Regions from separate parts of the Homo sapiens genome. Here regions 1, 2 and 4 are each linked to region 3. A link is a contact called in ENCODE Hi-C or POLR2A ChIA-PET data. All regions are on one chromosome and are shown on one strand. Each heading gives the region's core, a stretch centred on a gene start or an enhancer-like site at or near the end of the contact. The rest is flanking DNA. Distances are from core to core; before and after follow the strand shown.

The links. A loop is a pair of places that touch in the nucleus more often than their neighbours do. ChIA-PET counts read pairs that join two places held with the same protein, here RNA polymerase II (POLR2A). Pooled maps may share reads with other maps.
Region 1: a map with no recorded cell type shows a loop between it and region 3 (13-fold over the local background). The contact joins the promoter of FNDC3A here to the promoter of LCP1 in region 3. A Hi-C loop is called at or near these places in 4 of 37 single-sample maps with no recorded cell type and 9 of 50 pooled maps. POLR2A ChIA-PET finds 5 or more read pairs at or near these places in 1 of 52 experiments (GM12878).
Region 2: a loop to region 3 is called in a map with no recorded cell type, with 6 times the contacts of the local background. The contact joins the enhancer-like site here to the promoter of LCP1 in region 3. A Hi-C loop is called at or near these places in 1 of 37 single-sample maps with no recorded cell type and 6 of 50 pooled maps. POLR2A ChIA-PET finds 5 or more read pairs at or near these places in 1 of 52 experiments (B cell).
Region 4: a loop to region 3 is called in a map of B cell, with 16 times the contacts of the local background. The contact joins the promoter of RB1 here to the promoter of LCP1 in region 3. A Hi-C loop is called at or near these places in 1 of 168 maps with a recorded cell type or tissue (B cell), 1 of 37 single-sample maps with no recorded cell type and 4 of 50 pooled maps. POLR2A ChIA-PET finds 5 or more read pairs at or near these places in 1 of 52 experiments (naive thymus-derived CD8-positive, alpha-beta T cell).

The regions. Positions count from the first base shown.
Region 1 is chr13:48,973,226-48,980,261 of GRCh38, forward strand. It overlaps FNDC3A (fibronectin type III domain containing 3A), which reads left to right and starts at 2,687. Exons shown (of 26, transcript NM_001079673.2): 1 at 2,687-2,952. RefSeq lists enhancers at 1,892-1,951, 2,222-2,841, 2,652-2,951, 2,842-3,461, 3,622-3,721 and silencers at 2,402-2,671, 3,002-3,481.
Region 2 is chr13:48,490,275-48,497,329 of GRCh38, forward strand. It overlaps RCBTB2 (RCC1 and BTB domain containing protein 2), which reads right to left. Exons shown (of 15, transcript NM_001268.4): 14 at 5,917-6,047. Among named protein-coding and RNA genes, the nearest start is that of RCBTB2, 39 kb to the right of the region's middle. RefSeq lists an enhancer at 3,207-3,286. Within about 2 kb of position 2,362, at least 30 of the 41 ENCODE cell types and tissues checked have a DNase peak (open chromatin) inside an H3K27ac peak, as active enhancers do; they include B cell, where a contact is called at or near this core.
Region 3 is chr13:46,178,900-46,185,630 of GRCh38, forward strand. It overlaps LCP1 (lymphocyte cytosolic protein 1), which reads right to left and starts at 3,278. Exons shown (of 16, transcript NM_002298.5): 1 at 3,212-3,278. RefSeq lists an enhancer at 2,941-3,370.
Region 4 is chr13:48,298,685-48,305,789 of GRCh38, forward strand. It overlaps RB1 (RB transcriptional corepressor 1), which reads left to right and starts at 5,067. Exons shown (of 27, transcript NM_000321.3): 1 at 5,067-5,365. The coding sequence starts at 5,229. RB1-DT (RB1 divergent transcript) reads right to left here and starts at 5,018. Exons shown (of 3, transcript NR_046414.2): 1 at 4,607-5,018; 2 at 3,655-3,808. RefSeq lists enhancers at 4,195-4,920, 4,921-5,644, 5,719-5,768, 6,009-6,078 and a silencer at 5,219-5,508.

The sequences.
Region 1 (7,036 bases), core at 1,437-3,936, 2.8 Mb after region 3:
TCTTAGAGGATAATTTTGGCTGCAAAATGGAGACTGAATGGAGGATCCCAGATTGTATACAGTGAGATCGAATTAGATTGGTGGTGATTGGAAAGAAGTAGACCAATTAGATTTTAGAAATAAAATTGCCAGGAGTTAGTGCTGCAACAAATATGGAGAATGGAAGAATGGAGGTGAGGGAGACATCAGCGGTTACTGACTACTAGATATTTGATTTGAATAACTAGAGAGATGGGGGATAAGGAAAACAAGTGTTCATGAACTCAGTTGGACTAAACTTTGCAACTTTGAGATATTAAGTGGCCATGTCAGTGAAGCTTGGAATTTAGAGGTAGGGTCAAACTTTGACTAGTGGATCAGATTTGGAATTTAGAGGAAAGGTCTGGGCTGGAGGCATATATGTGGAGATCACTGGCATATAGATGATAACTAAAGCCATTGGCGTGGGTGATGCTGCTTAGGCCAAGAGATTACAATGAAAACAGAAAAGAATCTAAAACTGAATTTTAAGGTACTGTTATATTTAATAGTTAGGGAGACCAGCAGGAATATGCAAAGGAATCAGAGAAGCAGTGCCTAGGAAACTAAGGAGGAAAACCAAGAAAATGCAGTGTCAAAGGAAGAAGAAATGTTTAAGAAAGAATAGTGGTCAAAGTGTTGAGTATTGTTGAGAGGCCAAGAAAGATGAGGATTGAAAATGGCTCCCATTTTATTGATAAAAAAAAAGTGAAGCATTGAGAAGAGAACTTGTTCAAAGCCAACATAATTTCTTGACCCTCTCTCTGTTCCCAGAGAACTCATACTGGTGCACATGCTAGGGTCATTTATGTGTGGGTTTTCTTCTCTCCAAAGGCCATAAATTCCTTGGTCTTCACTTTACTTCACCTTACTGCATTGCATATTATTGACTACAATCTCTAGGTCTTCAATAACATTCTTAAATTATGTGTTAATCTCCTTCAAAAACAGCTGATCTTCTTTACTCTGCCTTTACATGTAGGCATGTCCCAAACATATTTTTTTAAATATAGTTTTTAAAAGTGCCATGTCTTGGCCTCTCCCTGGACAAAGGAATCAGAATCTTGAGGGGGTAGATTGCAGGATTCTGTATTTTCAAAAAGCTCCTGAGTAGGAAGCAGAGTAGGAAAGTATTAGCTTAGCGGTAAGTTTGGAAACCACTATCTTAGTCTCAGACCAAGCATAGTTGGGCAGTAAGATGGGGAAGCCACCCCATTCGCCCACACTCTGATAAAATCCTCATACTTTGAAACAATATACAGTTATACTTCAATTATTCCAAGATCAACTTGCCAGCTGTCTCGAAGAGGGCCAAATCCAAAAGTTAAGAAAAGGAAACATCTCTCACAGGGAAAGAACTTCTGATAGTGAAGAGCAATGAAAATATCTCAAGATACCACTGCCCTATTTACAACCAGAAGAAAAGAAACCTCTCATTAGCTGGCTGTGGACATAAACATCCCATCAATCTTCACCTGGAGCCGCAGAGAAAACCAGCCGAGAAAGGAGAGAAGAATGAAAAATAAACAGTAAAGCAGAAAGAATAAGAGGAAGGATCAGAGTGGATAGAGGCAGATGAGGAGATGAAAAGCAGTGAAGGATTTTAGAAGAGGTGATGAGAACATTCCAAAGAGGGAAAAAAAGAGAGCACCAAAGTAGGGATTCTATACACCGCAGCAATCCTCTGGGACTTAAACGTATGGCCAAGATATCGGTTTGAGAGTCAGTTATCAACAAAGGATTTAATTAGCCATTGTATTCTTTAAGAATATAGAGAATAATCACATTTTAAAGAGATTTCTGTAAAACAGTTTTAAAAATACAGCTATTTTAAAAGATCGCACAATTAATACACTGAAATAAAGCCCAGACATGCAACTTGTTACATCCATCACCATTTTTGAAAGGACAGTTCCTGAGGCTGGACTCACCGGCCCAAGTACTACCCCCTCCCCAGGTCTCCGGCGGCAACTGTAAGTCAAAAGCCCTCAGGCATTATTGCAGCGTCCCACATTGTTTGAGGTTCCAGGAAGTCGCTGCTACGCTCACTTGTAAGTCTTCGTGCTGTTGTAAAAATTGAGGTCGTGGTTTTCCACGCGATTTGGCTGGCGAAGAGACCACGAAGCCACCCCCCACGTTTTCAACTGAGTAAATATCTAAATATTTTTGCTTGCTATCCAGATCCTGGGTTCGAAGTCTTTGGGATTAGAAACTTCCAAGCCCATTTCAGAGGCTTCCTAGTCCTTGGGAGGAGTGTCTTTTAAAGCACCTGCCAGCCTTAAGTTCGCGTGCTTTCGGAAAGGGGCCGACAGGGTGCGTCTCAGGGGAGCCTTTTGAAATGTGGATTGAGAATTGTGTGAGTGTCTCTAGGAACCTCCATTAACTCCACTTTTCCTGAGTGTAGCTCCGAGCCTGGCCACAGCGGATGCTACCACAAGCCAGGCGCAGCCGGGCCTCGGGAGAAAGCCGGAAGCCCGAGAGGGTGTGGGCGCTCCGGGAGCCAAACGCGGCCGCTCAGCCGCCACGCGCCGGTGGCCCCGCGGGGACTCGCGTTCCGGTGAGAGAGCCCCGGCGCGGCGGGCTCGAGGCGGGGGTTCGGGGTCCCGGCCGCGGGCTCCGTCGGCGGGGCCCGCGCAGCCGCACTCGGCGCGCCGACTTCGGGCTCCTCCTCCCGGCTCCGTAGTAAGCATGGCGGCGGCGGCGTTCGTGGTCCCTCGGGTGAAACAGAAAGCGGGAGCTACGCGGAGAGGGAGCGAAGAGCGGGGCTGAGGCGGCGGCGTCACTGCCAGGAAACAACCCCAACAGTCAGCGCGCCGGCGGCCGCGGCGGCCCTGAGAGCTGACTCTGCAGCTGAGGTAGAGAGACAACGATCAGGAACCCTAAGAAGAGGCGCCAGAGGAGCCGCCTTCTGCCTCAGAACGGCGTGACTCGGAGGTGAGAGCGCGGGCACTCCCTCCGCGAAAGGCGGGGGACACCGAGCCGTCCCAACCCCGTCCCGCCCCGGAGGAGGCGCCGCGGAAACCGTTAGGCTGGGACTGAGGGCCGGGGCACTCTCCAGGGCTCGGCCCCGTCGAGGGGCGCGGACCACCCCCTTCTGTGGGCGCGCTGTGGGCAGAGGTGCAGAGGGGCAGTGGGGCCGGGGACAGGACCGGTCTACTAGTCGGGCACCTGCCGGGGCCGAGCCTAGCCAGGACACGCTTGCGGGGGCGCGGCCGGGGGCGCCATCCAGCCCAAGAGGAGGCGGCATCTAGCCCGAGGGAGGTGGCGCTGGTGCGCGGGCGGCCCTTCTCTCTGTCCCCCGCCTCCTCCCCGCGGCGAGCCGCGTAGCTCCGGAGGGCTCGGGGGCGGGGGCGGGGGCGGGGGCTGGGGCGGAATCCTCCTGAGAGGATCGCCCAGCACCCGCGGCGCCTTCGGCTTTGGCCGCCCGGCAGCCGCCGAACTTGAACGCTTTTCTGAAGAGAGTTTTCCCCGCTCATCTTGGGGTTAAAACCTCGAAAACCCGCCCTCTGTTTGATCCTGCGTGGCTGCTTCCAGTACCTGGCAGTTCCTCTCCCCGGGCGAGTTAACCACCTGTTCAGTCGGGAGGTGGACTCGAGGCTGCAGTCCTCGCCCGGTTTTAACAACCTGGATCTTCGAACTTTTGACACGGCTTTGGAAACGACGTCATGTGTTAGGTAAAGGAAAATGAACAGATAATTTCGCTGTCAGATTGCGAGCAGAAGAGGGACTGTTTTAATGGATGTGGTCGTTAATTGTTCTTTTATTCAACTGTTAGCGTTACAAGCCTTGGGATATTTTAGAGGGTGGAATGCGATGATTTGCTGGGGGTGCTAGAGATTGTGAATTCGAGATTTTCTTTTGTGAGATTTTACGTAAGTTCCTTTGGACACCTTTGTGTCTGACCATCTATTAAATAAGAGTCGCAGGCTGATGAGATTTTTTTTTTCTTTTTGCGGTATAATCATTATGTGTTCACTATGGGTTTTTAAAACCGAACAACGTAATTATTTTGCTTCTTACTGTGGTCTGTGTTTTTTAGTTCTTGAAACCAAAGTGTGTATGCTTCTGTATTGTAGGAATGAAATAACAGTTGAACTCTTACTATAATATTTTATCACCATGCTGTTACCAGCTCCAGTACTAAACATACGCCACTCAGGAGTTTGAGCCATATGTTAGGCAGAAACGAATTGAGTTTTGTGGTTCTGATCTTATGTTTGGATAAATATTTAGTTTTTGCGTATTTACTAACTCTTGTCATCTTGTGTCACCCACAAATGTTCAAGTGAGTTGAATCCCCTGTCTTTTGGATATTTTCTTGGTTGAATTAATTTTTCTTAAGTAATGAGATGAAGTACTCACTGAGACAGATGGTGGCCCAACAGAAAACAGTGATGAAGGATTTTTACCACATCTTTTATGAAATATAACCTGAAATGTTGCTTTTAGCTTTGTAGCCTACTAATCTTGCTTTCTAATCACACCAGTTAGTGGGAAGAAGGGATGATGACAGGAGAAACATCTTGTTAAAATTTTAATATTAAATCTTATATTTAAATTTTTTAGCACTACTACATTAAATTTTACTATATTGTCTTGTTTCATTTCATAGATCATCTGTTAGTTTTCTATGTGTAGGTTAACTGGAAAATTTTTTATCCCAGGCTGGCTACCGTTAGCCACCTGTATGCTTCTGAATTAACTCCCTCTTTTTCCCTTTTGTCTGAATCCTCCAAATCATTGAATGCTCCGGAAAAATAAAATCCTGGTTAACACTGTCAAGCATAGTTATAAGGGTAATTAATTTATCCCAAATTAATAATAAGCATTAAAAAAAACATTCTAGGATTATCTTCTTTTGGTGACGTCTGTGTCTTCACTTCCTCTATCTGTGTGAGTAATTGAGACCTGATTTATTTTAACACACATGTAATGATTACTCTTTACTAGTCACATTTCTACAATATAATAGTAAGCATATTTTATTACTAATTTAAAAATTTCTCCCTCTTCCCTGACCAGCCAGACATAGCTAAGGGCTGAGACATCCTTAACCCCCCGAAAAAAAGAGGGAATGCATGATTCATATTCTCATTGTCTTTTGTAGTTTTAGGCAAAGAGCATTTAATTTATACTTTATCAATTTTTAGTAATATTTGCGCTGTTTTAAAACATTTGCATTTTTTAAGATGTTCATGACATCCAAGGCTTGTGTATTTTATAATCTGCCAGTATTTTTAAAATACAATTTGATGAAGTAACCAAAAACGTTTTTTTTTTGAAACATTGTTGGTGCATTTTTGAATGAAAATGAATCTAGATCGTGTCTTTGAGAATGGTGTAGGGATATGCACATGATTTCCAATTTTATTAGCCAGATAACTAAGTGATTAGTGTTTCTGGTTTTTTTTTGTTTGCTTTTGTTTTTTTTGTTTTGTTTTTAGCATTGCCTAGCGGACTTCAAATAAACTCACAATATTGTAATTCCGAAGGTTTAGAATATGGTGCATATTTATTCCATTGAGCCTTTTACTGCTTCAGTTTATCACATTGCAAAACAAGAAATATGGCTCCCATATGTGTGAATGTCAAAAACTACTTGTTAAAACGAAATTAGTGGCCATTAATGTTGAAAGGCAAATTTTGTACTTTTACATGTATTGTGAGCTTTTATAATTTTCTTAATATTTTGGTCTTATTTCAGATAATTATTCAGTGGTCTCTTTTTATATCTTTATTCTTACCTTTCTGTCTTCCCACTGTTGTGGTTTTGCTTGTCTTTAATATATACTTTCAAGTTTTCTGTGTAACCTGTGGTCTTCCATCAAGTTCCTTTGTGGGTGTCATCTTTCAATGTTTCCAATCACTTATCACCCATTACCAGTCCTTGGGCTATTTTTTCCTCCAAGATTGAGAACTACACCTGGGAGATGTCATGTGCTTGCAGGGTGATGCAATGTTATTAAAGTGGGGATACAAACATAGTGTGATGTCTTCCTTCCTTCAAGTAGTTTACAAATTAGTTGGGGGTACTAGACTAATAGTATCATTAGCAAAAATTATAATATGGTATTATTAAGTTGTGTGACACCAACTGGAATTTAAAGGGAAGTGAAGCCAGTGAGAGCTAGAACAATCCTGGAAGGCATTTGGAGGGAGTCAGAGGAAACTTAGAAATGATTTAGATAACAAAAGGAAAGGCATTCCAAAAGAGATTCACAGGCAGAGTTGGAAGTAGTAGTAGAATAAGTAGTCCAAGAGCATCCAAGGACAGAAATTGGGACGAAGAAAGAAAGAAAGTTAGGTCGAGATGTTAGCTTAAGCACCAGGGCATCAGAAGAGGAAAATAGGCAGAGCTGGACAAGACAGTTTGTATCATTAGGAACCTATCACTGAAAGAACTATACCTCAGCTTTGACATATTAATAGCTTAAGCTTTATGTATAATGGATAGCTTATATGTGTTTGTTTGTATGGCTTAGGTCAGGGGTCGGCCAACTTTTTGTGTAGAGTGCTAGATAATTAAATATTTTAGGTTTTGCAGGCCATTTACAGTCTCGGTTGAATGTTCTTGTTTGTTTGTTAGTTTTTTATAATCTTTTAAAAACGTAAAAATTTTTACATTGTTGTCTCAAGAGCCAAACAAAAACAAGCCATCTGTGGACTGGATTTGGCCAGGGGACCTAGTTTGCTGACTGCTAGGTAATAATTGGCAAAGTAATTGTCCATATAGCACATACTGTGAAATTTCTTGCATCATCTTGTCTATATGGTGGTTTGGGCGTTTTATGACTATCATGTATATATTTTTCCTTATGTTATCCTAAAAAAAAAGTATGTAGAAATAAGTGCTTCTGTAATTGTTATTTTGTGGCCAGACTTCTAACAAGAGCCTAGAATAGGTCTCAGAATTAGGAAGTGAAAGACGAAAAGCCTTTGAGTCAGGCCTTACTACAGTGAAAATAGCTACACAGTGGCTTGATTTAGAATTTGTATAAGGTTAGGTGTATCAACTGCC
Region 2 (7,055 bases), core at 1,112-3,611, 2.3 Mb after region 3:
TTAATAAATTCATATTTACTAATTCAATGCAACATAGCATGAAAATCGCTAAAACAAGTTAGGCAAAGAAAAAGGATTTAATAGGCAAGTGGAGGAAATGATGGCATGGTAATACCTAAAGAATAGTCATAAAAAGTATAACAAGTATGAATCATCTATGCTTGTAAAAATTTAAGTAGCACAGAGTAACATTCAAGTTCCTCCGCACTAACCTAGGTAAAGAATCTAACTTTTTCTTCCCAGAGATAGGCATGTGAGTGTGTGAATTCCTTGGTACCTTTGTCTAGTGACAGTATTTGTAACTGTTGATTTCACTTTCAATAATTGTTAAAAGCCCTATACTCCTCTTTTATATTTATATCAGCGTCTTTAAGTATGTCTGCCTATAAAGAGTTGATGGAAGAAAAAGGTAAGCCATAAAAAGCAGTAATGCCAAGAAATTGCTGCTCTGAAGTCATTAACAGGCCACCGCTTTTTCTCTTTATGAGACGACACAGGATGGGATGGATGGATTTGATCACACTACATATGCCTTCAATAATCTCAACTGGGAAAATGCTTTAAAGAAATCATGACTTCCAAGTCTCTGGTAAGAGAGACCCAACAGATTGGTGTTTTCTGGCTTACTGTAATGCACTCTGGGCCAAAGAATAATGCTGTAATAATTCTCTTGATTAGAACTATAACTTGAAAATCAGAATGAGGCTGACCAGATGCTTTTTGGCCCTGGAGAAGTGAGGGCAGGGTGCTGAGACCTCCAATATGCCTCAAACCCTAGGCTACTTGGCCTAGGACAAGATGCTGCTAGGTGGTGGTCAATTTTTAAAAGTTTCCTCTCCAAGCTACTGTAGGTAATTTATAAAAAATAAAAGCCCCAAATACTTTCTAAGCAATTACATATGAACATTACACACGATAGTCTTTTCTTCTTTAGACATAAATTATAGCAAATGCTGAAGATGGAAAAAATAAAAAAAATAGCAATGCTGATAGCCTTGCCAATGTACATATAAACCTACGGTACATTTTCTTTTAAGAAAAGAAAGAAACTATACTAGGAAAATGTTTATTTCATGCCTGAAGATAACTGGGCAGGCTGTTGGTACCACACCAGCAATATGATGTGTCTCTGTCCCAGGTAAGCCCTCAGTGATAAACAGGGAAAATTCACACACCCACTTGTCATCACAGCATACTATACATAAAAATGTGCTTCAATGATACATGCTGAATATCTCAGAGTCCATTTAAAATTATGTGCTGTTGCTTAAATTTTTAGAAATGACATTTTTGCCTACAGCACACAAAAGTGAAACCAGATAGAGATGCATCATCTCTTTGGCTGAAGTCTACAGAGAGGAATGGAGGAATTCATACCTACACCACACACATTAGAGTGTGTCTGGAGTTAGGTGGCTGGGCAGTTTGATGCCTCACAGATCTGGACAGCATCAGGAAAATTGCTAATTAATGGGAGAATGAAAGGACCCTAAAAAGTTATCACTTGGATCCATGCTCCTTTACTTTATTCTAGAGTGGGATCTTCCCCTAAATACTAAATTAAGGACAGGACTTGGAAAGAGTTCCTGTGATTCTAAGAATTCAATAAATTGGCATAGGGTGGTGGTACTGGTTATAGGGGAATTCTGTCCATAGAAAACAAGGCCCCCATTATTTTTCAGTTAAAGAATTGTAGTCTATTTTGAATGCTACCACTCTGTATGGCTTCATGTTCAAAATGGGGCCCTCTGTTCTGTCCTGCAGTCCTACCACATTCTCCTAGTTTGCTCATTCTCCTACAGGACTCTCATACTTCTCCCCATAAGCCTGACATCTCCCCTCTCATCCTCATCCTCAGCTGACATGACTTCCTATTTCACTGAGAACCAGAATCACTTGAAAAGAACCTCCACAAGCTCTCCCCACCACGTCTCCTTGCCTATTACAGAGAGGCCTGTGGATGCAATCTTCTCTGGATCAAAGGTCCAAGACCCTATAGAAAGCAGAGCCCTTGCTCTGTCACTAGATCCCACTGCTCCACCTACTAAGGGGCCCTGCTCTACCAACTGTCCCCTGCATCACTGGCTTGTTCCCCTTCACTGAGTCATTTGCATCATTAGACAAGCTTCCATTTCCCACATCTTAAAAAAGTAAAGATGTTTTACCTCAAATGCCCCAAAGCTCTTCCTTTTTATCTTTATAATAAAATTACCATGAAAAGCTGCCTCTATTCCCCATCTTCAGTTCCTCTACTTCCACGCTCCGATCAGACTTCCCGCCTCACTGCGCTAAAACTGCTTGCCAAGGCCCCTCCGGCGTTCTCATCGCCAAACCCACTCGTCAGTTCTCAGTCCTCGTGCAGACGTGCCAGCAGCATCTGGTGTGGTTCGGACTTCTTCCTTCCTGTTTCGCTTTCTTTCCCAGCCTGCAGGAAACGGTCTGCTGGTTTCTCTCTTCCGTTACTGCTCACTCCTCTTCAGTCTCCTTTGCTGGTGTCTCCTTATCTCCTTAACCTCTAAGCACAGAGTGCTCAGGACTTAATCTTCAAACCTGTCTCACGTCACTGCCTCATAGCTTTGACTTCAGCACATTTCTCTCTGACTTCCAGGCTTGCTTATCCAATTTGCTTATTAGACATTTCCATTTGGATGTCTAATAGACATCACATACTTCTCATATTCAAAACCAAATTTCTGATATTTCCCCCAAAATGTTGCTCCTATCTTCTATATCTCAATAGATGCCACTTTCATCCTTACAGCTGCTGAGGGACAGAACCTCCTCAGTCGTCTTTTTTTTCCTCACATCTAATCCATCCGCACATCCTGTTGGCTCTACTTTCAAAATGTATTCAAAATCTTAACCACTTTTTACCATCCCCACAGGTGATAACTTGGACCAATCCACCATCATCACTTACTGGATTATACAGCCTCCTAAGTACCCTCCTTCACACACACACACACACACACACACACACACACACTCTTCTCTCTCTCACCCTCTCTCTCTCTCCACACACACACACACACACACACACACTCTCTCTCTCTCTCTCTCTCTCTCTTCTCTTCTCTCTCTCACCCTCTCTCTCTCTCCCTACCTCCCTCCCTCCCTCCTCAACACAGCAGCCAGGAGGCAGGAGGATTACTTCAAATGCCCATCATATCTGCTCCTCTCCAAACCCTCTGATGGCCACTCACCTTGGAACTCTGATTCCTGAAACTTGCCTATGGACTCTGCAGGCCCTGCCTCCTCCCACACACGCCACTGTGCACCTCCACCGCACCATCTCCCTGCCTCATCAGCTACTTCCCTCCCCACTGTGCTCCCTCCACACCGGGCTTGCTTTTCCCAGAACACACCACCCACACCTCCTTCAGGTCTCTGCTTGAGTCACCTGCTCACTGATGTCTTGCCTCCCTGACCATTCTATTTAAAATTTCAACTTTCATCTCAGGATGGCATTCCCTAGGCTGTCTTCCCTGTCTTACTTCTTTCCATATCACTTGTCACCATCTGACATACTATATATCCTATTCATTTATTGATCACCTATCTCCCCTCACCAGAAATTCCCATGAGAGCAGAGATTTTGGATTGTTTTGTTCATTTGCAGTACCCCAGTGCGTAGGGCAGTGCCAGGCATGTAGCAGGCACTCAGTGAATATTTGTTGAATCCATGCATAAATACTCCTGATTTCAAAATACTGAGGACAATGGAGAATTGTAGTTAAACATGCGGTTTTAAAATGTGCCCAATCTTGGACTGTATCCCAGTTTTGCAGTTTACTAGTTTACTCAGATTACTTAATCTTTCCAAGCTTCAGTTTTCTCATTTATAAACTGGATCTAATATAATAATGCCTATGTCATATAAGGTTGTTTTGAGGAGTAAATGAAACATGAACTGTGCTTAGAATAATCCCTGGCTCATATTAATTATGTACTAAGTGACAGTCCAGCATGAGGGATAATAATTTGCTGAAAGAGCCCATTTCTTGCTTATTTGAGCCAGGCAAATCAAATACAGCACTGTTCTTTATTTACGAAAGCTTGTATTTTACATTAAGTACATATACAGTCTATTTTACTTATAGTCTATTATACTAATTTAGGGTACAGCAATTAGCTGGACAGGCTGTAGTACAACAGTGCATCTCTATAGGCAAAACTGAACATCCATGAAAGGGGTATTTAGTAGGTACCTACTCTGTGTCAGACACCGTCCTAGGCGCTGGGGATATGGTTGTGAGCAAAACAAAGTCCCTGCCATGCCTCAAAGAGCTTACTTTCTAGAAAACAGAGAGCTGGAAGGTAGCCAGACAAATAATTCACATAAATAGAGAATATAAAAAAGTATTAAAAATGAAGCCTGATTCAGATGCAAACACCACGTGCCACCATCTTGACATCTGAGATGGCCCTCCATCACCGTGGCTCATCACTGTGATGCTCAAGAATGGACTAGGAAAAGTGCATGGATTTTGTCTGACCATGAAACATTCTGTGTTGTAAGTGCCCAATATGTTATTGCCTTGATATAAAACATTCACTGTGCTGTTAAATGTCATTGTTTTGAGGTAGTACTTTTTTTTTAATGTTAAGTGAAAAAAAATCTAGGTTTCAAGTATTTACAAATATATAATGTGACATAAAACAAAAACTCAGAAGCTGTTATATGAAAGTGCTAATGTTCTCTGGTTGATGAGTCATTACCTTCCTCACTTTTTGTCTTTTACAAATTTTCTTTAATAAGCATAGTATTATTTATGTAAACAGAAAAAAAGTTATAACCTTTCATCTACTAAAATGTCTCTGTTTTCTTTGACCAAAGGAGAGGATATCCTTATACCAAAAGGAAACTGACTCGAAGATGTTACAGCCTGTTTCCTAAAGATTTGGTTCTAAGATTGGTTTTCTTTCCTTTCTTTATTATCATAACAATACATGGTCACTGTAAAAGTTAAAAAAAAATAAGCAAAGAGAAGAAAATAAAAATCACCCACAATCCCACCATTCAATGATAACCACTAAGCATAGTTTTCAGTCTTTTTTTCTATGTAGATAATGAATTTTAGTTTTTTATTCAGCTATTTATACTTTTTCAAAAAATAAAAATAGGATAAGTTTTTCACTTAGTGATATATCTTGAATAGCTGCATAATTTCTTGATATTAACATTTTATAAACAAGCCTCCACTATTCACACTAACCTTTTTCTGATTTTTCAAAATTATAAACTGCTGAAGTAAACACCTTTGAAGCTAAGTCTTTGTGCAAATCCATGATTAATTCCTCAAGATAAATACTTGTGAGTGAATTCCTTGAAGAATTATGTCTTTAATTTAAGGTGCTTAATACATATTATACCAAATTGTTCTCCATACCAATTTGTACTCTCATCAGCAGTTTAGGAGAACACCATTATTCTGATCCTATACATTATCTCTAAAAATATATTCCTGCTTTGACAGGTGAAAAGTTATACCTTGTTTTCATTTATGTTTTTTGTCTATTTATAGAGCCATTTGTTCTTTGGTCCATTTCTTTCAACCAAACTGTTCCTATTGTCTTTTTGTTTTTCACTCTGGTAAACAGACTTCATTATATGTTGCAAGTATTTTTCCCAGTGTCTCATTACTTTGTAAGTTTCTCTATGGTATTTTTAAGTGGATAAAAGTTTCTTATCTTTTTAAATCAGAGCTATAAATCCTTTATGGCTTCTGCCTTTGATGTCCATCCCAACATTATATAAATACTTGCTTATACGTTGTCTAGTACTCTTGTTACTTCATTTTTTAAAAAATATTAAATATTTCCTCTACCCAGACTTTCTTTTAGTTTAAGGTACGAGGCAGACACCTGGGTTCCATTTCTCCAGGAGGCCGGCAGCTGGAAGCAAGCTTTCCTTACCTGTGCATCATACTTCACCGCAGCCGAGAGCAGAGCGATGGCATTCTCCTCGCAGATGCCTTGCTTGATAGTTTGTTGGCAGAGCTTTTTCAAACGATTTTCTCTATAAAATGTAGCCAAGTCTAGCAGTCCTGGCGGAAAGAGGTGTTTATTAGGGGGAGTGATTTCAAGCATCCTGATTTACAGTTGCTCACTCAGCCACTCAGAGATGATTTTGACACTATTTTAGATATAATCCTCAGTGAAGCACTGCATAGACTGATGCTGACTGACACTTACACTTCAGTGTGGGGCTCTACCCAGGATGGCAGCCAAGCTGAGCAAACATGATACACAAATCATTAGCTGTTGAAAAACAGGAGCACAGGGAAAATAGCTTTAATATTTTTTTCCTAGGAAAAAAGCATGTGCGCCTTGAATGACCCCTTCCCCTGCAATCTCAATGTCAGCTTCTCCTGGGCCACTCCCAGGAGCACACACACATGCTGTAAGAGTGCCCGCCGTGAAAAGAAAGAAAAGAAAAGAAGAAAAGAAAACAAAAGAGAAGAAAAGAAGAGAGGACAGGAGAGGGAGGGGAGGGGAAGGGAGGGGAGAAGAGAAGAGGGGAGGGGAGAGGAGGGGAGGGGAGAGGAGGGGAGGGGAGAGGAGGAGAGGGGAGAGGAGGGGAGGGGAGACCCTTTCATGGACACGTGTCTTCCTCCTGTTACCCTATCCCACTGCTCCTCTCTACAGCAAAACTCCTAGACAGAGCTATCTGTATCTGCTGTCTCCATTTTCCCACCTCCCATTCTGACCTCAAGCCATTACAAGCAGAACCCCATCCCCACCACTACTGCAGTCACACCCTTGGTGGTCACACCTGTGGCAGTCACAGTGGCTTTGAGGGTGCAATATTCTCTGGTTTCCTCTTACTCGACATTTACACAGAATTTGATATGGTTGATAATGCTCTCCTTAGGACACTTTGTCACTTGCTTGCATTTTTCTTCTCTTTAATTAGTTGCTCCTCAGTTCTCTAGGCTGGATCATTTTTCCTGACTTCCAAATGTTTGAGTGCCCCAGGGTTAAATCCTCAGACACTTTCCTCACTTACTTCCCAAAACCCCAGCCCCAGGGTTTTAAATATCATCTATATATGC
Region 3 (6,731 bases), core at 2,028-4,527:
AGCTGATTTTAAAAGTTGCTTGCCATCTCTCCTGTATACACAGAAGGGCCTGTACTCTTTAGGTAACAAGGAGAAGTTGACTTGAGAATTTTCTGAGAATAATCCAAAGTGACTAAGTAAAAGTTAACAACTGCCCTTGTGTTCTTTGTCATCAAAGAGGCCCATTATTGGGTATATAGTTTTGGCAAGGGTAGCTAAGTTTTGGCCCAACCAATGTATTTATACTAAAAAAATGAGATTGTAATTTTCCCTGTTTGTTAGTCATTGTACAATTTTTTAAATTTCTTGAGGTCAATGTCTATATGATACTTTGAAGCTAAAATGAGACTAGGGCTTCGGTAAAGCTGAAACATGGTAGAATGCAAAATATTATATTATTGTTGCATCTTCATTCATAGCAATAAATGGAAACTCAGTAAATATTAAGTTAATAAGTACAATCAAAGTCTTTCATGCGTATGTAAGAAGCTGAGAAAAAAAATACTTGTGACAAATTTTCAATTCAATAAATGCCTTTAGTATCTACATGTGCCAGGAAAGATGGAGAAGGAGCTCAGGTCTGTCAGCAAATAAGTACTTGAAACTAAGACAATGTGATTAATGTTATACTTACTCCAAGATCAAAGCATTGAGCAAATGCACACCAAAGAAACATTTAGTGGGGGCAGGGAGAAGATGGGAAGGCCTCCAAAAGGGTATGTTTCTTGAAGTCCGCCTTGAAAAATGATCAGAAGTTTTAAAAATAAAGAAGAATGCAATTAAAGAAACAGTTGCAGTGAAAAAAGGTGAAAGAGAATGGAACTTTCTGGTGGCTTGTGGTCTGGTGCACCAAAATGTGGGTTAGCAGTGGCGGGGGAGGGGATGGGGTAGTGGGAGGTTGAACAGAAGGAAGTGACAAGAAATAAGATTGGGGAAGTGGGTCGAGGCAAGTTTGTAAAGGCACACAATTCTTTAGTAAAATTATGCATTAATTTAAAAATAGTTCTTCAGCCCATTATTATATAAAACCTGCAATGGTATCTCTTATTTATAAAAATAAAAATGTTTGTAAATTTATTACAAAGTTTTTCTTCTCTCTCTCTCTCTCTTCTTTCTCTTGCTCTCTCTCTTTTATTCTCTCTTAAAACTGTGAGTGCCAAGATCTTGTTAGCTAGCTTCAGTAATAAAAGTCTATAATCACCTACCTCTGAGAAAAATATGCTGGCCTGGAAGGGAGGATCTGTAACACACACAGTCAGTAGGAGCCTGAAATCCTGGCCATCTACTGCCCCCCACCCCAACTGCCCAGTGACCTATGGCCGGTTCCTTCAATTATCTAGCCCATTCCTTATCTCTAAAGGTAGCTGAGAGGATTAAACGAGGTAATGCATAAAGAGTAGCTGCTTACACTACGTGCTCATAATTATTGAGTGCTATTATTAATTTCCTGTCCTCTCCAAGTTAAATGGTACTTTAACAACAAGTAAATGAGACTTTACTTGTTGGTCTTCCCTTCCCCAAAGGGTTCAGAGATAGAATTATAAATGAAGTTAAAGCACTGAAATTGTTTCCCAAATTACCAATTGTTTCAAGGCATAATTTACAAAAGAGACAAAAATTTAAATGCTACAAAGAAAAGGGTCTCTGGGATTGCTAAGGAAATGTCCTCCTAGGCACAACTCCATCCCACCACAGCAGTGCTTGTTCAAAGGGCAAGACCTAGAAGATTTTTCCCCTGATGTTCCTGGGGGTGAGCTAGAATGAAGAGGAATATCTTTGTAACATATGGGGTTGATGCTTTAGCAATGTAAACTTAACTTTAAACAGGGGACCTTTATATTTTGAATTAACTTTCGCATAGTTCTTTTTTATTCCTTCGTAAATATAAGAAAAATACTGACATTCCTTCACATTCGAATTTATTTTATTCTCATTAATAGTTTTACTTAAAATAAGACACAACATATTTTTAGTCTGTTCTTTTACGGGGTTCAAGTCCCTCTTATCTCAGTTTCACATTTTTGCTTGTTTGAAACTATTCAGGTGAGATGTGCAAAGTAACATTGGTGGTCACATTTTGCAGTTTCCAGAAATTCACATTTATAGGTAAATGATTAATTCTATTCAAATTTGTCTACACAGACATTCTTTAAACAATTATACTTAATAGAAACCAAACTTATGACAAATGTATGTAAATTCAAAATCAAGATGTGTGTGGATAAGCCACCTTTATTTGCTTACTGATAGTTCTGACAGAGTAATTTTAGAAAACAAGTTGCTGTGTAAAAGAAAAGTTCGGTTTTGATAAACATCCTGATTAATGTTCGCATTTCCAGTCTGAATGGCTTTTATAGTTATCATTTGTCAATGGTTCTTAGTGTTATGTGATAGTGGTAATTAAGTAAAAGCTTATACTACAAAATCCAAAGTGTCTATGTTTGGGCAGTTTCTGAAATAAATATCCCATATCAACTGTGTAAAAATTTCTATTGTAGATAAAAGCCTTTCTCCCAGAATTTGAGTGAATATTCATTGATATGGTCATAAGCATAACAAATAATTCAGACAATCCTACAAAAACACTACAATTAAGCATTATACAAATTGCTTTTATTTTTAGAGAACAAATGGAAAAGAGAAAACCTCTAATTCCATGTGGTTATAAAGCACACCCATTAAAAACCCTTGGCGCCAAAAATCACTCAAATAACCAGTATCACATTCAGTAACATATGACTCTAGATAATTTATCCACTAAAGTACTGTAAAGAAGTTTTTTAGAAAAACAGAACCGCAGGAACTAAAATTAAACTACCCCCATTGGGCCAATAAGCCATACAATCTAAATTATCAATACGCGCTTTTCCTGAAAACATTTTAAAGAAGATAAAATCACAGTAAATAGCCTCCGTGAAATAGAGCAATAGAAATAAACCAGAACATGGTTTGGTTTTAAAAGGAAAAAGAAACCTTAATTTTGGGCAGGGGTGATAACTGCAGATAAGTTGAGAAGAACCCAGCCCAGAGAGCCGAGGTGCTCCATCTTGGATGGCCACGCGAGGTGGCGGCAGATGTCCTGGCCAGTTAGACAGTGGCAGGAATCACAGAGGTCTCAGGTGACATGCTCAGATCTCTGGTCCCCTGAAGGCAAAACCCACAATCCACAGAAACAGTGCCGAAGTGCATCACAAGCGCTTAAAACCAACAAAAACACATGAAGAACATTTACCTTGCAGGAAAAAAGCTGTCCTTGGTAGTACTGGTGTATGACCAGGAACCCCTTCTTTCTGATCTGCAGAACAGCTTTGTCAAGCCTGGGTGTGTGGTCACAAGGCAGGAAGTGACTAGAATGACAAATCATCAGCCAGGAAAGAAAAAGATTTTGTCTTTATAAGGACATTTTAACTTTTTTTTCATGTCCCCGCCCCACCAAAAATCACCTGACAGAACAGGTCACAGTGAAATTCAGACACCTCCTACCACTTCCTCTTTTTTTTTTTTTTTTTTGAGACAAGGTCCCGCTCTTTTGCCCACCTCTTTATAAGCATTTTTCTCTCTCCCTTTCTCCTCCAGCTGTCTTTGAGTAGTCCCTGGGCTACTTAAACCTTTCTGATTCTAGATAGCAAGGCAAGATCAGCCTGATAACTTGACTTCTTTGACTCTAGTTGCAAAAGCAAAGCCCAGATGCCTACCTACTTACAGCAAAGATCAACAAATTTTTCATTTTTAGTGAAAGAGCCAGGGAAAAAGGTGGCAGTACACCTGAAACAAATGAAAAGGGACTTCCTTGGGAAAGCCCCACCCCACCTGAAATCAAACCTCTCTGGAGTCCTCTAACAGTGATCTTATTGGTGCAAACAAAACAGAACGATCTCTTTAAGTGAAGGACATGAAAAGGAAGGTTACTAGATTATTTACTCATTCTTTTATTTATAGAACATCTATGTGCTAGGGATCTCTTTAACCCAATTAAGTATCTCAATTATTTAAGCGTTTCCTATAAAGAGCAGCAGTAGATTGCACAGGCAGCTGTTATATTTAAATGGGTAGCTTAATTCCTTCTTACAGGCAGGATTTTTTTTTGAATGCACATTTTATAAAATTAGCAGGTGGTGGCAGGGGAAGCTCTGTTCTGTACCCAAACCCCAGATGCTTGAGGGCAAATTCCTATCTTCAAATGGAGCATCCTCAAGTGCTCACAACAGTTGTGAAGACTGTGGCACCCTGAGTTATGTTGACTAAATATTAGACATGTCTCCACATTGCCCGGAGACTGTGTGTGACTCCAGTAGTCAATCTGCCGTTTAGGAATGAGGGTATGTGGCTGTACTCCCAGGTCAGATGCTGCGCTGAAGATATCTGCTCCAGAGTTGACATGCGTCCGTGTCCGCTGGGCCACGGGCCTCTCAGGTGGTCACGGTATTCTGACTGGTTGGAGGGCTGCCCTTATACTTCTTTTGCTTTTTTGATTTCTCCTCTAGAAAGTTCCTGTTTCTGACCTTAAATGTTAAACCAAACTGTTCTGGTTTATCTACTTCATTAGCCAGTGGTGTGGTGACTTCATCAGAAGCCCACAGGGGCTATCTTGAGGAACTGGGTGGGCGGAAGAACAGGACGAGACGGTGGGGATTCTAGAAACGGTTCACCTCACAGAGAGCTATCAGCCCTCTTGTGATTTCCCAGGGAAGACTGAGGGGGTGATGGGACTCTGTTTTCTCCATCGCATAATCACTCCCAATTAATAAGTTGCAGAGAGCTTTCAAGAAGCACCTACATTCTTTCAGGACACCAGAGGAACATCCATGCATCACTGTTACAGCACTGCTCACGCTACAAAGCAGCAAAATGCTGTCTTCATTCGGGGCCCTGCAGCAGGACTCTGTAGATAATGTCCTGCTGGTGTTACAGATACAAGGGGTTGTAACTGTGGACCTCCCTGATCTGGTTCCACATCCTGGTGGCTTCAGGATGGCATAAAGGCCCAACAGTAACACTTCATGAAGGGGAACAGATATTTATTCCTTTACCTTGGAGAAGGAAAGCACAGTGTTCTGTATCTAGTGGTGCCTGGTCATCTGAGGCCGGAGGAATCTATGAAGAAGAGCAAAATATATTTGTGCATTGGTTCAGCAAGTGTTTGCATGCCTGTCTGAATTGGTGATTCAGAAATAAATAAGACACAATCGCTGTTCTCAAGGAGTATAGTCTAGTGGGGAAAAAACATGTAAGTAAATAAATGCCATCTATAATAGAGGGGTGAAAAAGGCAGTGTGATATCAAAGCAGTTGCAGATTTGAGCAGAGGTGATGTTTGTTAAGTGAAGAAAAAGATTTAGGATTCCAGGCAACGTCGAGGTTGTAGAAGATGAAAGGCATTGACCTGGGTACTGCTTACAGCCACCCAGTTAATAGAGTCGTCTTCTACCCTAGCATCCACGGCAGGCACCCACACCCCCTCAGCCACATCCTGGCCGGCACCATTGCAAGCCCTGCCCTACTCCCTCAATCTTAATCTCTTTATCTGCCTCTCATTGGTGTAAGTCTACCCAGTTTCAGGCAATTGTTTAGGTCCTAGACCAAGACTTTTTCAGAGAAGTGTATTTTTTTGCTGTTGGTGTTTTAAATTGCTTGTGCAGCATAGTACTAGTAAACAGAAGACTGACTTTTGGTTTTCTTACGTTTTTATGTTCTGTACAGACAGTGCGCCCCCTTATGGCCTGAAGCCGGAGTGGACCTTTCTCAGCCCACCCTCTATGAGCCTCCACTGCCACCTGTTCCTGGCCTGGGTTTTGCCTTCCTCTAAGCCCTACCACCCTCTCAGACTTCATCCCACCCTCTCCTGCCCTGAAGCCTCTGGCCTCAGTCCCAGATATCAGATCACCTGCTACTCTCAGGCCTCTAAATATTGCTGAGGAAAGTCACAGAAACACAAACTTGGAATGCTAAAAAGTCAAGATGCTTGACTTCAAATTACTTTCAGAAATACTTCTATTCAATTTTACTAAGTCTTGAGAACAGGCATTCTCAACCTGGAGTCCATAGACCCCTAAAACTAAATGCACAATTTTGTGTGTATGTACTTTTTTTCTGGGAGAAGGGTCCATTGTATTAGTAAAGAGATCACAGACCCCAAAAAGTTGGGTATTTATTCTAAACTCTCTCCTCTTGCCTCAACCTTCCACTTCACCCTCCTATGCTTTGTCCTGGCCCAAGATTCTTCTGTTGCCCCTTCTTGACTGAGATGATCCAAGTCGTCTGGTATGAGCTTCCTCTCTACTTCCACAATATCCACCTCTTCCTCCTCTCTTTCAGTCTTAATGGAAGCGGCATTCTTCTTTCTTCCCAAGGTCAGTGTTTCAACACTATCTCACTCTTAATATTCTACTTCCTTAGATATCTTGCTCCATCAATTGTCTCGTGTTTCTCTAGCATCTTAATGCTAGCATCTTCAGCTCTCCCCACTTCCTCTCCATGCACTCATGGGATTTGTATGAAGAGAAAAACACCTTTGCTTCACTCTGCAGCCCACCCTCATCCCAACATATCATGGGCAGGGAATGAAGATGAATTAAGATGGGTACAGTCCTTGCCATTGTAGAATGTCCACTGTAGTTGAAGACACAGACAAGGAAAAAAGGCAAGTGAAGAGTTATCTACTTGGAAGCACAACAGACGAAAAGCAGCGTCCCTAGGAGCACACAGCACTAACCCAGACATGGGACCTGGGAGGCAGAGAGAGGGAGCATCAAA
Region 4 (7,105 bases), core at 3,817-6,316, 2.1 Mb after region 3:
TAGTAGTAGAAAAACTAGTCTCTCAAAAATATGTTGAAGGGAACAGAAGAAGACTTAAAGCAATTTAACAATATCAGGATAATCACTTTTAACTTTTATCCTTAATGATGGAAACAATGCGTTATTTTCAAAATTCATCTTCAATCTTTCATCAGTAGCCAGTTTCAAAAACTGTCACTCAAGTTATCTTTCAATGAAATAAACGGATTTTGGATCCATGAATTTCTTGCATGTGGAGCTTGTTTTGATAGAAAATACTCAGATATTTTATCAAATTTATAATTAGTTTTTTAATATTTTGTATATAAATGTCCTTTAAGTTTGATGGCTTTATTGTTTCATTAGTCTGTAATGATTTTAGCACTTCACTATGAGTTATGGCTACAAACTCAATAACAAGGGATTATACTTCTGAGTAAAATTAGTACAAACTCCTATTTGTTTAATTCTTTGGAATTACTTCTCTGATCATTATTTAGTTTACTACTGTGATTACTAACACATTACTGATGTGTGTCTTGTATTGGCAAAATTGGACAGTAAGGATTGTTTTGCCATCTATAATTTAGGGTTAAAAACAAATGACACAAATTTTACTCCCCTAATTTAGCTAAGAATTTACAAAAAATAGGCTTGATTAAAAATGAAAATGATTGTAAAAATAACAAGTTATATAAGTAAATAAATATTTACATTTTCATAGATTTTTACTCTTGGGTTGCAGGTGACAAACCTTGAAATTTTACTCATTGTAATATCGTACTATTGCATATGACAGGGACACAACCATGCCACCTGCAACTCAAGAACCAGGTTGAAGAATACCTGAACTGTTTAACAAGCAATGTCCAATGATCATGCACTCGGATATTCCTGAAATGTCAAATTGATATAAACACTGCTAAGCACTTATCCTTTTAATTTCTGTACTTATTTCCTTGTGGACTAAACACAAACAGTTCGCAGACTGTCACTGGTCCAAGAACTACACTTTGAGTAGCATTACTCTAGGGAGCACTTGCATTGAAGGGACCGGCAGAAAGAGAACTAATGAAGGAATTTGTGAAGTAACAAGGGAGGAGAACAAGGAGACCATAGATTTGTGGAAGACTAGGGAATTTTTAAGAGGAAGTGGTTAACTATATTGACTGCAAGAAAGGTCAAGTAGGTTGAGGACCAAAAGAAGCCATGGGATTGACAACTATCATCAGTGACATTTGAAAGAGTGATTTCAGAAGGGGGCTCTTGGTGGTAGTGAAAGAAAGCCAGGGGCCAGCAGGCTGAGAAATTGGGGAAGCAGAGAGAACCAATGGGGACTACCCTTCTAAGAAGCTAGATGGTTAAGAAATGGAAATAGTGTGGTAGCTTGGGGGTATAAAAACTTTGAAGGAAGGCTTTTTAGAACGATGAAGACTTTTTAGACCCTTCCCCAAATTTTAATATCACTGAAGGAGTCTCAAACTGAAGAGAGTTCCCTCTCTAGATAGAAAATCTAAGAAATACATATATTTTTTGTAGGAGTCTTACAGCAATCTTCTTAAAATTACCAAGCAGGTTGGAAGAGATCCATGAATTTCAAGAAGTTCAGGGGGAATTTTTTTAAGACTCTGCTGAAATATATATATATATATATATATATATATATATATATATTTTTTGAGATGGGGTCTTGCTCTTGTCGCCTAGGCTGGAGTGCAGTGGCATGATCTCAGCTCACTGCAACCTCTGCCTCCTGGGTTCAAGTGATTCTCCTGCCTCAGCCTCCAGAGTAGCTGGGATTACAGGCACCTGCCACCACACTCAGCTAATTTCGTATTTTTGGTAGAGATGTGGTTTCACCATGTTTGCCAGCCTGGTCTCAAACTCCTGACCTCAGGTGATCCACCCGCCTTGGCCTCCCAAACTGCTGGGATTACAGGCGTGAGCCACCGTACCTGGTCTAGACTCTGCCGAAATTCTAATACTTCTTTGGTAATGCAACAGAAAACTAAAGATTTTGATGGTGAACTCAATTGCTTCTGAGTTGTGTGGATGAAAATATATTTTATTATTTTTTCCTTCAACTTTTAAGCTCCCAGGTATATGTGTAGGATGTGCAGGTTTGTTACACAGGTAAATGTGTGCTATGGTGGTGTGCTGCACAGATCAACCCATCACCATGGTATTAAGCCCAGCATCCATTAGCTCTCCTGATGCTCTCCCTCTCCCCACCCTTCCCCGCTACAGGCCCCAGTGTGTGTTGTTCCCCTTCCTGGGTCTATTTTATGGTATGTATGTGTGTATGTGTGTGTGTGTGTGTGTGTGTGTGTGTGTGTGTGTATCTATTTATGTGTATATATTATGATATATACACCACACTTTTTTCAAACTATTATTTTAGGTTTAGGGATACATGTGCAAGTTTGTTATATAGGTAAACTGTGTGTCTCTGGGGTTTGGTGTGTACAGATTTTTTCACCACCCAGGTAACAAGTGTAGTACCTGATAGGTAGTTTTTTGATCTTCTGTCCTCTCACCCTACACCCTCAAGTAATCCCCCAGTGTGTGTTGTTCCCCTCTTCATGTCCATGTGTTCTCATTGTTTAGCTCCCACTTATAAGTGAGAACATGCAGTGTTTGGTTTTCTGTTCCTGCGTTAGTTTGCTGAGGATAAAGGCTTCTGGCTCCATCCATGTTCCTGCAAAGGACATGATCTCATTCCTTTTTATGGCTGCAGGAAAATATATTTTACATACTAGTGAACATAGTTAAATTAATCCATGGTCAAGACATATATTCTTTTGTAAATTGAGAAATCTCTTTATCATAATTGTAATATGGTAATAAATAAATCTAGATTACATAAATGTAATCTAGATGTTGATAAACTGGTTTTAAATAAAGCAAGTGATATCTACGTATGAAGAGAGTTTACTTCAGTTCCTAGAACTTTCCTTCACTTTCCTGCCATCCCTACTTTTAGTAAGCAAGCATTTACTGTGTGTGTAACACTGTGCTAGGTACTAAGGCAATGATGATACCCAAGATTTGGTCTCTATCCTGAAGATAAGCACAGGAGAAACATTATCAGTCATGATGCTTTCTGTTGCAAACAAGTGAAAACCTCAGCTCAGCTTAGGTCAGCTCCAGGGCTGGCCAAATCAGAGGCTCATTTATAACACTGAGGATCCAGATTCTTTTGAAATTCCTCCTGCACCAATATCAGCATTTCTACCTTCTCTGTAGGTTGGCTTGCCTCACGTTACAATGGCTGCAGCAATCAGAAGTGTCACATCCTCAGTAATACTTAATATTATTACTATTATTTAATAATATTTAGAACTGTGCCATCCCTGTTTCAATTTATCAGGCTCCCAGCAGACTACTCCTTATCTTTCAAATGTCAAAACTGCATCCTGAGCTCTTGCCTAAACTAATCTGGGGTGAGGTGAATGGAAGTAGCACTTTAATTGTATTCATTCTTTGTAGCTGGACCTGGGCCTGGGCCCTATCTCCTGACATTTGCCCACAAGAAAGATTTCTGAAGTTAGGTAGGACTGGCTGTTGAGTAGGCCAGTGCTTGCCAAACCTTTACACATCCTCACATATGTCATAATATGCAGATAAAAAGATAATCCCTTATACAACTTGCTGGGATAAACTCAGGAGGCTTACAGCCATGACCTGCTTGAAGGTTCTTCCTGCCTTAGACCTTGCTCAGCTGCTCCAGGATGAGGGGATTTACATCACAGCACAACTGTATTTTATTCACAGCATAAACCATCTCTTTCCTTCTCAGTTGACGAGTTCAGATGGGCAATAACAGTGTCTGCCAAAGAGAAAAAAAAATGTATTCAAACTAGATAATCTATTGGTACAAATACCGAGACACAGAAGTGATAACAGCTTTAAGCCAATGTTTGATGGTGGTAGTCCCAGCAAGCTCTTTTCTGATGTCTTTGTGCCTTTGCACATGCTCCTTCTCTGTCACTGTTTTCTTCATCAAACATAATATAATGGACAAGTGGAATCAAATAGAATTGAGTTCAAATTCTCTGCTACCCATCGGCCCTGGTATTGGACAAATTAACTCCTCTGAGCCTGTTTCCTCATCTGCAACGTAGACTAGCTAATACTACCCATTGGAAAGCGTTGTTTCTTAGCTAATGCATGCAAGGCTTAAAACCTAGATGACGGGTTGATAGGTGCAGCAAACCTCCATGGCATACGTATGCCTATGTAACAAACCTACACGTTCTGCACTTGTATCCCGGAACTTAAAGTAAAAAAAAAAAAAAAAAAAGAAAAGAAAGAAAGAAAAAGAAAAAAAAGGCTGTTTCTGGGGATTAAATAAGACAATTATGTAAGGTGGCCAGCACAGTTCCTGGTACATAGTAAATGTCAGGCCTGCCTGACAGACTTCTATTCAGCAGCTACTGCTCCCCTGAAAATCTTCCTCAGACGTTTCCACGGTGCTTCCCGTTCTTACACCACTACAATCCTTTATTACACTACTATCCGTTCATTCCCCACAGCTCCCTCCCTTCCTTTCCCTAACCAGTGATCCCAAAAGGCCAGCAAGTGTCTAACATTTTCTATCTTCTAAGTGACTGGTAAAGTTCCGCACCTATCAGCGCTCCAAGTTTGTTTTTGTTTTGGCCGACTTTGCAAAACGGATTGGGCGGGATGAGAGGTGGGGGGCGCCGCCCAAGGAGGGAGAGTGGCGCTCCCGCCGAGGGTGCACTAGCCAGATATTCCCTGCGGGGCCCGAGAGTCTTCCCTATCAGACCCCGGGATAGGGATGAGGCCCACAGTCACCCACCAGACTCTTTGTATAGCCCCGTTAAGTGCACCCCGGCCTGGAGGGGGTGGTTCTGGGTAGAAGCACGTCCGGGCCGCGCCGGATGCCTCCTGGAAGGCGCCTGGACCCACGCCAGGTTTCCCAGTTTAATTCCTCATGACTTAGCGTCCCAGCCCGCGCACCGACCAGCGCCCCAGTTCCCCACAGACGCCGGCGGGCCCGGGAGCCTCGCGGACGTGACGCCGCGGGCGGAAGTGACGTTTTCCCGCGGTTGGACGCGGCGCTCAGTTGCCGGGCGGGGGAGGGCGCGTCCGGTTTTTCTCAGGGGACGTTGAAATTATTTTTGTAACGGGAGTCGGGAGAGGACGGGGCGTGCCCCGACGTGCGCGCGCGTCGTCCTCCCCGGCGCTCCTCCACAGCTCGCTGGCTCCCGCCGCGGAAAGGCGTCATGCCGCCCAAAACCCCCCGAAAAACGGCCGCCACCGCCGCCGCTGCCGCCGCGGAACCCCCGGCACCGCCGCCGCCGCCCCCTCCTGAGGAGGACCCAGAGCAGGACAGCGGCCCGGAGGACCTGCCTCTCGTCAGGTGAGCGAGCAGAGCCGCCGTCGCCTCACGCGGGAAGGGCGCCCCGGGTGTGCGTAGGGCGGGCGCCAAGGCGGCTCGGCGGGGATCCGTCCTCGCCAGGGGCCGGGTCCCGGCGGGAGGAGGCGCCCTCCCTGCCCCCCGCCACGGCGGAGCGTCTGCAGAATGGTGACAGGATTCTGGGTTCTTGGGCGAGGGGTCTCGGCTTCAACTTGACAGGTGTCGGGCGGGTGGGGCTAGGGTCCTGAGCGAAGTGACAGGTGCAGTTCCCTCTTGTGAGGCTCGGAGGCAGAGGGTCGTTGCGAGCGTCCATCAGACGCAAAAAATGAAAAATAAAAATACAAAAATGGTGTCTGTGGGAGAGTTTTTCACCGGAGAATTGGAGTACTCCGGTGGTCGTCTGACTTTCTGTTTTGGTTCACGCGATGCAACAGTTGGGAAGTATTTTCTTCCGGGCGTGCACTGCATCTGAAGTCCATTTGTGGGAGAGGCCGACCAGAAAGCCTTGGACAAGAAGCGCAGGGTCCTGAGTGTCCATTGCCCACAGGATACTCGGCTCAGGAGCTTTGCGGCGTTTCCTTAGAACAATAATGCATCGAGGCCTTGGGGACTCAAAGCCATCTGTAGTGATTGATGGAGCGTAACTCTTTAGAGGAACTGAAACATGGGCAAAACTTTCATGAGACATTTACCAGAAGTGCTTGAAAGTTTCTAAACTTTTTTTTTTCCTGTTTGATGAACTCTTCTTGCGTGTTAGTCGGCTTCGGCTTGTCTCATTATTTCTTCCATTTTGCCTTTTGACTTTGAACCAGCAAGGATCTTGGTGTCCCCTCTTTTTGCCTTTGTTTTTGGCACAAAATTAGTGGTTCTGTGCGCAAATGGAAATTTTCGTTTTCCCTTATTAAGTGGAATCTAAATTTAAGCAAGTCCATACGAATGCACTAGATCTTGAAGGGAAGTATTTATTGTATTACAACATCTTACTTTTCTTGATTTTTCTACTTTATGGTTAAATAGCTATGATTGAAAGAGTGTAATTGTCATTATTGTCAGCACTGGTTCTACTTTGAGACAAGTTCATTGCAGAGGGAATGGGACTTGTTTCTGTTTTTCACTATTTTCTCTCCCATTCTTGTCTATCACCAAATCCTTTCACCCTCACCCATTTCTTTCCACTCGGTATACACTAACAATTCACGGCAGAAAAGATTGAAGTGGGATTTAGGAAATGGCCCCTGGAAGGCTATTAAAAATTTATATATTTAAATGGACTGTCTTATAGGTCAGTTAAAAACCATATTCGTTAAAAAACCAAAATAACAACAACAAAAAATTAAAAACCACGTCTGGGGCATGTTCTGGGAAAAGACATGGCTTTAGTTTCTGATTAAATTCTGATGTATCCAATTCTTGCAAATTTCCCTTGGGAAAATGCAGTAATGGCTACTCTAAAGAATTCCATGTTATGCACACAGCTTTGGAAGCATACTCTAATGTAGGGTAACCAGGAATATTGACGTTGTGGCCACTGCTTGGAAAAAAGAGGACTGTTTCTTTCATTTTTTAACTCATTTTATATATTTTAAGTAATGGAACTATAAAAAATTCTCTTATAAGTCAAAACCATACAAGATACAGTCTGTTCTTGATTATCCATACCCACAAAGGGTTTCATTAACATAGACAGTTGAACTCTATAAATTAACCAGCAAGGGTAGAACCGCTGCCGTGCAGTCTGATACT